Regions from separate parts of the Homo sapiens genome. Here region 1 is linked to region 2. A link is a contact called in ENCODE Hi-C or POLR2A ChIA-PET data. All regions are on one chromosome and are shown on one strand. The core of a region is the stretch at or near the end of the contact, and the rest is flanking DNA. Distances in the headings are between cores, read along the strand shown. Region 1 holds the start of SKOR1-AS1 (SKOR1 antisense RNA 1). Region 2 has its middle 75 kb from the start of RNU6-1.

Region 1 (3,463 bases), core at 348-2,847, 76 kb before region 2:
GGAATCCCTAGGTGCTTCTGGACAACAGCCACTGATAAGCAATTAAGCTCATTTGCATAAGGTTAATTAAACACAGGTTTACTGCTCAGAAAGAAGATCCTTCATCAATAGGATTCGTTTTGGGAGCAGGTATCAGGTAAGTGATTGTTAACCTAGAAAAGGAAAACTTTGTTCCTGTTCCAACTGTGTCCTAAAGGGGGTATTCCTTCACTCCGTCATACTTTTCCAGGTCACTGGCACACAGGTCCACCCATTCGTAGCTACCCTGCTCTAAAGCCTTGATCCGTTGCAAACATGTGACTCCTGCCTTGAATTCAGAACACCAACAAAAGCAGAACTGGATCTGCATGCTCTTCCCATGAATTCTAAACAGCCTCATCTCCTCTCTCCATCCTCAGATGCTTGGCTAAGAGCACAAACTCTGGAGCCAGATTTACTGAGGTCTCAATGCTGCCCTGTCATTGATGAGTGACATTGGGCAAGTTGTTGAATCTCTCTGTGCCTTAGCTTCCTCATCTATAACATAGGGAGATTAACAGTACCTACTTCATAGAACTGTTTTCTGTTAATATATGTAAAGCACTGAGAACAGCTCCTGGCATACAAGAAGTGCTATTGTATTGGTGTTTGCAAAGATTACAACTCCCTCTGAATTCACTTTCCTGAGACTCAAGCCAGGAATGCTTTTAGAGTCCCAAAATGTACCCCAGTCCATCACCCTCCTCTCCTCCAGGGGCCCAGAAAGGGGGCCCAGAAAGGAGGACAAACCGGTGCTTTTTCAAGCCTGGACTATTGAGCTTTCTGAAGACACATTCATAAGAATCTACAAGCACAGAGGTTGGAAGGGCATCCTGCAACGCCAATGCATGGACTATTGAGTTTCTGGAGACACATTCATAAGAATCTAGAAGCACAGAGGTTGGAAGGGCATCCTGCAACGCCAATGCATTGACTCTATGTGTCCAAAGAGGCGAAGACTTGCCCAAGTTCCCTCAGCAGGTTAGTGCAGAGGAAAGGAAGTCAGCCAGGTCTCTGGATTTTCTGGGGCTAGGAACTGCCTGTCTTTTTCCTAATTTCTGTTCTAATCTTTTCTTTTCTTTTAAGTAGCGACAGGGCTTCACCTTGTTGGCCAGACTGGTCTCGAACCCCTGACCTCGGTATCCTCCCAGCTCAGCCTCCCAAAGTACTAGGATTACAGGCGTGAGCCACTGCGCCCGACCAGTTTCTTTAGAACAATCTCAACAGTCCTTTTTGGGCCAAGTCCTTCACTCTTGGATTCTATTTTACTCCCCATAACACCCCCTTCCACATACGTAGACTAATAATATTCCAGTCTGATGGGTTGTCTGTGCTGAAAGAGAGGGAGCCACATCGACATTGGTCGTTTTCTTATTTGGCATCCCAAGGGAGACATTTAAAACTACTCACCCAATTGCCCAAGTGGCCTCCAAAGAACCAGATATCTCTAGGGGAAGAACAGAAATCCAGCCAACAAAGATTGTCCTCTAACGCCTTACATCGAAGGCCCAGAGCCAAGGAAGAGGCGGAGATGTCCCGCAGTCCCCTATGCTCGGCTGTTACCTGGAAAGGATCATTTCACTTCCACTGAAGAGAAAAGGAATGAGTCCTGAATGGAATGCTGCCCGGCAGCTCCCAGCGCCCGCTGGTAGAGTACCCGCCGCTGTCCCTGGGTGGCTCCGGGGCTTCGAGCCTAACAGTCCTCCTGCGGCGCGCCTGGAGGCTGGGAGCTGTGCGGCCGCTCCCGGCAGATCGACTGAGGTCCCAGTGGCCGCAGGGCCCACGTGCATGCTGAAGCACTAGCAAAGCAGTTGCACCATTTTTCTGTTGGAAAGATATTTCAGAAAACATTGCCTAAGTCATCGCAGGAAATCTGAACGTGGTTGGACTTTGTTTCCTCTTTGTCTTACCACTCGGGACTGTGTTTTTGTAACTCAATTACCTGAGACCTGGGTCCCGATCTTTTCAGGGTCTGTGCCTCTGTAAGTCTTATCAGGCTTTACCTCTCAGTGATTGGTGTAAAATGATGACAGTAAAACAGTAAAACCCACAGGGTGGGGCTGTCAGGAATTTTTTAAACATTATTTTATTTTTCTGCCCCCTCCCCCTTTTCTTTTTTTCTTTTATTATTTATTTATTTGGTCTGGAATATTTCAATGAAATATTGGTGAAGCCCTTGACATATGGTAGATACTCATTAAGTGGTGGCTTTTTTTTTTTTTTTGATTCAAAGGATTCTGTCACTCTTATTGCAAGTTCCTCATACGTTTATCGTTGCACTAGTTCCTGTTATGTTTCGGAGCTGAAATGGATCAACTTTGGCAAGACGAAATTTCCTTAAGTGTAAGGTACTGCAATACTCAGGATTGTGCAGAGGGAAGCAGAGGCAAGATGGGAAAGATCGCAAACTAGGGCCCGAGGGCCAGAGGCAAAATGCACCGCAGAGATGAATCTGCCTAGGCCCCACCTCCTTCTATTCCGTCTCCTAGGACTACTACATTTTATTTGTGTTAAAAGATATCACCTGTAGATGAAAGGTGTTTTCAGTGGTAAACCGTGCACCGGCGTATAAACGTGGTGTAAAAAAAAAACCAAACAGAAAAACAACCTGATGTAAAAACAGAAAAACAACCTGATGTAAAAATATGGAACGCTTCACGAATTTGCGTGTCATCCTTGCGCAGGGGCCATGCTAATCTTCTCTGTATCGTTCCAATTTTAGTATATGTGCTGCCGAAGCGAGCACGGTGTTTCGTCCTTTCCACAAGATATATAAAGCCAAGAAATCGAAATACTTTCAAGTTACGGTAAGCATATGATAGTCCATTTTAAAACATAATTTTAAAACTGCAAACTACCCAAGAAATTATTACTTTCTACGTCACGTATTTTGTACTAATATCTTTGTGTTTACAGTCAAATTAATTCTAATTATCTCTCTAACAGCCTTGTATCGTATATGCAAATATGAAGGAATCATGGGAAATAGGCCCTCTTCCTGCCCGACCTTGGCGCGCGCTCGGCGCGCGGTCACGCTCCGTCACGTGGTGCGTTTTGCCTGCGCGTCTTTCCACTGGGGCCGGGGCGGCGCGGAGGGTTCAGACGCGGGCTCTTACTCAAACGCTGATCCCCGAAACTACCGAGCAGTGTCTGCGCGACGCGAAAGCATTTTTGGAGCGAGGGGCCATGGTGCCCATGGGATTCCCACGGGTGTTGGACTCGGGACCCCGAAAAGGTTGCGAGTCGCTGGTTGGACCCTTCCCTGCGCGGGGACCCGAGAGACGTGACCCTAGCGAGGCCTGGGGCCACCCACTGTGGGCTGGAAGGGGCCGACAGGGGTTGCGGCGGGGGATCGTGGGGAGGGTTGGCCAGGGCGCGCCTTCAGCTTCCCCTCGGCTTCTCGGAACTAGCTCTCTGCATTCGGAGCCAAGGCGATGAGGGTGTC
Region 2 (3,847 bases), core at 456-2,955:
GTGCCCATTAACAGATGAGTGGATTAACAAATGCTGTGTGTGTGTGTGTGTGTGTGTGTATATATATATATATATATATATATATATATATATATATATGAAATGAAATACTCAGCCTTAAAAGAGGAGGAAATTCCCATAAATGCTACAACATGAATGAACCTTGAGGACGTTATGCTAAGTGAAATAAGACACACACACACACACACACACACATACACACACACACACACACTGTATGATTCCCCTTATTTGAGATATCTAGAATAGTCAAAAATCATAGAGACAAAAAGTAGAATGGTTGTTGCCAGGGGTTAAGGAAAGAGAATGGGGAGTTAGTGTTTAGTGGGTATAGAGTTTCAGTTTGGGAAGATAAAAGTTCTGGAGATAAATGGTGGTGATCATTGTGCAGCAGTGTGAATGTACTTAACACCACAGAACTGGTCAATTTGGCCAGGCATGTTGGCTCACACCTGTAACCCCAGCACTTTGGGAGGCCATAGTAGGAGGATTGCTTGAATCTAGGAGTTTGAGACCAGCCTGAGCAACATAGAAAGACCCAATCTCTACAAAAAATTTAAAAATTAGCTGGGCATAGTGGTGAACATCTGTAGTCCCAGCTACTTGGGAGGCTGAGGTGGGAGGATTGCTCAAGTCTGAGAGGTTGAGGCTGCAGTGAGCCGTGATTGCATCACTGCATTCCAGTCTAGGTGACAGAGCAAGACCCTATCTCCAAAAAAGAGTAAATCTGATGTTATATATATTTTGCTACCATAAAAACAAACAAGCAAACACCAATCTCCTTTTCCTTCCATTCCTTCTTTAATTATAGTTTTAGGAATTTCCCCCATATGTTCTATTATCAACAACAGCAATGATTAACAAAGAAACATTTTGTAGAGTGTTTTTTTTCCCACAATAACTATAACGATTATATTATTTTCCAGTAAATGTGATCATTACGGTTATATAGGCTTTCATGTTCAAACACATTTAATGCTTACCACCAGCCTGTTTATACCTCAGTTTTCTCCTATGTCAGTTCTAAATTTGGATTCATCATCTGTCTCTAACATGTCCTCAAGTAGAGTGATATATTTCCTGGTGAAATAATGATGAGAAGCTATGTCTTACGTAATGTCTTTAGAGGAAGACCTTCAGGTCTCAGTGGTAACAGCTCCTCCCCTGTGGCTGCAGGCTATGGGATTGTAGCACCATCCTCTTGGTTTCCCTTAACTCTTGCCTATACCTCGTCAATAATCCCTTTACTAAACTCTCTTCCATTACCAAGCTTGTGAGTGGCTTGTTTCCAGCTGGGACTATGACTGATACAGCCTCTGCCGCCTCTGCTCTCCAAGCACCCCTTCCTTCCTATCTCCTCTCCCTCTCTTTCTTTTCCTTTTTCCATCTTCCACTCTTATCCCTCCTTATTCTTTTCCTCCTCCTCCCTTTTGGAGTGAGGTGACATGTGGGCTATGTAGGTTAGCATATCACGCTCCGCATCTGGCCCCTGGCTGCCCTTGTCCCTGGGTGGTCAAGAACAGAGTATTCCTTCTTTCTGAGCTGCTCAGTGTTCTGGCTGCTTTTCAGAATGTGCAGCCCATCCCCCAGCCTCTCAGAAGCCCCACCCCAGCCAGCAGCCTGACAGAGCTCACAATTCTGTTTTAAGCTTACTCCCTTACAACTAGTTTTATTTCCTAGTCTGACATCTTGGGAGGATGGGTGAGACCAAATCTGTTACATCAGTGTCTAGATGGAGCATTCGCTAGTTCAGGCCAAGACATTATGAGTTTCATTTTTATGGCTCTCCCAATCCTTGTGTGTGCAGATTTTATTGTGTTAGGAGTTAAAAATGTAATAAGCAAGGAGAAAAAAAAAATTAAGTCACTTCAGCTAAAGACTACAGCCTAACAAAATCCTTAACAGACGCTTGTTAGTCCTGTTGCTGGGAAGTATTTGTCCAGCAGACCTGGAACAGTTTAAAAAAGGAGTGGGGGTTTGGTTAACATTAAAGAAACACAAAGATTTTTCATCTGGCTCTGGGGGAGACCAGAGCCACAGAGGGAACAAGAAAAGAAAGAGGGGATTGAACATTTTTGCAAACAAATGATAAAACTGCCTTTTAAAGAAGGAGGGGGGATCCCTTGTCCAAACAAGACTTCTGCCAGGGTAGGAAATCATTTCTGCAATTGTTTACAATGCTCAGGCAGCCGGTCCTAAGTCAACATGGCCTGGGAGCGTTGCCCTGGAGCCTCCTGCCTTTGCCAGCCGCCTGCCATCTCGAGCTCAGCTATTTCTGGGACTTAGCTCCCTCCCTTGAAAAACAAACCGTGGCCCTCACTGTCATACCCAATAAACCCCCCAGTTTGTGCAGCCTTAATCATGTTTTCCAGAAGAGTTCTCCAACTGACGGCCTGGATGCAATGTGTTGGGCTCAGGAGAGCCAGTATGTGTGGGGGAAGGGAAGCTCTCATTTGTGGATGCCAAGATGGAAATTTCCATTGCAGTACAAGATGGCTTCACCTGTGGCCAAGGAAACCTACTTCATCTCAAAGAGGAGAACTTGGCTAATGAACAGCCTGAAATTTATGTCCTTTCTTACAGTTTGTTCCATAAACCCAGAGCAAAGTTTGCTTTTACTAAAAAGCACCATAATTACTAGTCATAACCCTTCACATCTGGTTGTCACTTAGTGTAGAAGTCTTTTCACTTCTGTTATCTCATTTGTTCTCCACCATGAGAAAGGCATTATTAGTCCCATTTATTTACCTTTTTTGAAAAAAAAAAAAAAAAAAAAAAAAGATGAGATCTCACTATGTTTCTCAGGCTGGTCTTGAGCTCCTAAGCTCAAGTGATCCTCCTGTCTTGGCCTCTCAAAGTGCTAGGATTACAGGTGTGGACCACTGTACCCAGTCAATCCCATTTATTTAATTAATCCATCTATTTGTCTCCTTATTTGGTGTTAATAATACAGTCATGTGGCTTGAAAATTTTAAATTCCAGTGAAAAGATGTCTTCTCTTCTACTCTTCCACAATTCTTCTGGTCTCTATCTGCCCACAGGTAACCACTACTGTTCATTTTTCTGTGTATCTCTCCAGAGATGCTTTATGTATATCTAAGCAACTTGGGGTGGTACAAGGAGAAAGAGTATTGCAGAGAGACAGAAAAGTCCCAGGCACTAGGCCTAGCTCTGTCTCCAGTTGGCTGTTTGACATTGTGCATGCTACTTTCCCTCTCTGAACCTCACTTACCTCACTTACGTCATCTGTGAAAATGAGAATAAAAGCTAACATTCATTAGGCTTATATGTGCCTGCCACTGTGATAAGTGTTTTTATATGTGTTAGTTGAATTAAGCTCGCTACAGTCCTATAAGGAGGCACTGTAAGTCCCATTTATCCATGACAAACTGAGGCACAGAGAAATTAAATATCTTGCCCAGGTCCTAGTTAATTAGAGGGAGAGCCTGGGTTTTATGAAGCTAGGTAGTCTAACAGTAGAGCTCATTCACCACTTAAACCCCTGCGCTATATACGGCCACTCATTTATGATACTGGCACTACCAAATGATGGCTTGAAACAGGAGGCTGCCCCAGAGTGGTTCCTCCCAATTTAGGTATCTAAAATCCTATGTCCAGTTCCCATAAAACCCTGGCCAGGCAGCTCTGAGTCACTCAGCCCCATTCAGATGGGATGGTGACAGCTGGCAAAGAGCAGCAGACAGCAGGGCAAGGCTCAGGCATGAACCCTGATGTCAGACCAGTGCTTCCCCCTGTGTCCCTCCAGGGGAATCAGGACAACTCCTTAATAAGAATTTCTTATTTTTTATCAGAGGTAGTAACGCAC

The links. Hi-C counts contacts between places; a loop is a spot of excess contacts on that map. ChIA-PET counts read pairs that join two places held with the same protein, here RNA polymerase II (POLR2A). Pooled maps may share reads with other maps.
Region 1: a pooled map shows a loop between it and region 2 (7-fold over the local background). The contact joins the promoter of SKOR1-AS1 here to the enhancer-like site in region 2. A Hi-C loop is called at or near these places in 1 of 168 maps with a recorded cell type or tissue (Caco-2) and 7 of 50 pooled maps. POLR2A ChIA-PET finds 5 or more read pairs at or near these places in 3 of 52 experiments (A549, Caco-2 and WTC11).

What each region holds. Positions count from the first base shown.
Region 1 is chr15:67,837,282-67,840,744 of GRCh38, forward strand. SKOR1-AS1 (SKOR1 antisense RNA 1) reads right to left here and starts at 1,598. Exons shown (of 3, transcript NR_120345.1): 1 at 1,429-1,598; 2 at 1-152. RNU6-1 (RNA, U6 small nuclear 1) reads right to left here and starts at 2,764; the gene lies at 2,658-2,764. RefSeq lists enhancers at 1-78, 2,702-3,463, 3,110-3,159.
Region 2 is chr15:67,913,544-67,917,390 of GRCh38, forward strand. No RefSeq gene overlaps it. Among named protein-coding and RNA genes, the nearest start is that of RNU6-1, 75 kb to the left of the region's middle. Within about 2 kb of position 1,706, at least 25 of the 41 ENCODE cell types and tissues checked have a DNase peak (open chromatin) inside an H3K27ac peak, as active enhancers do.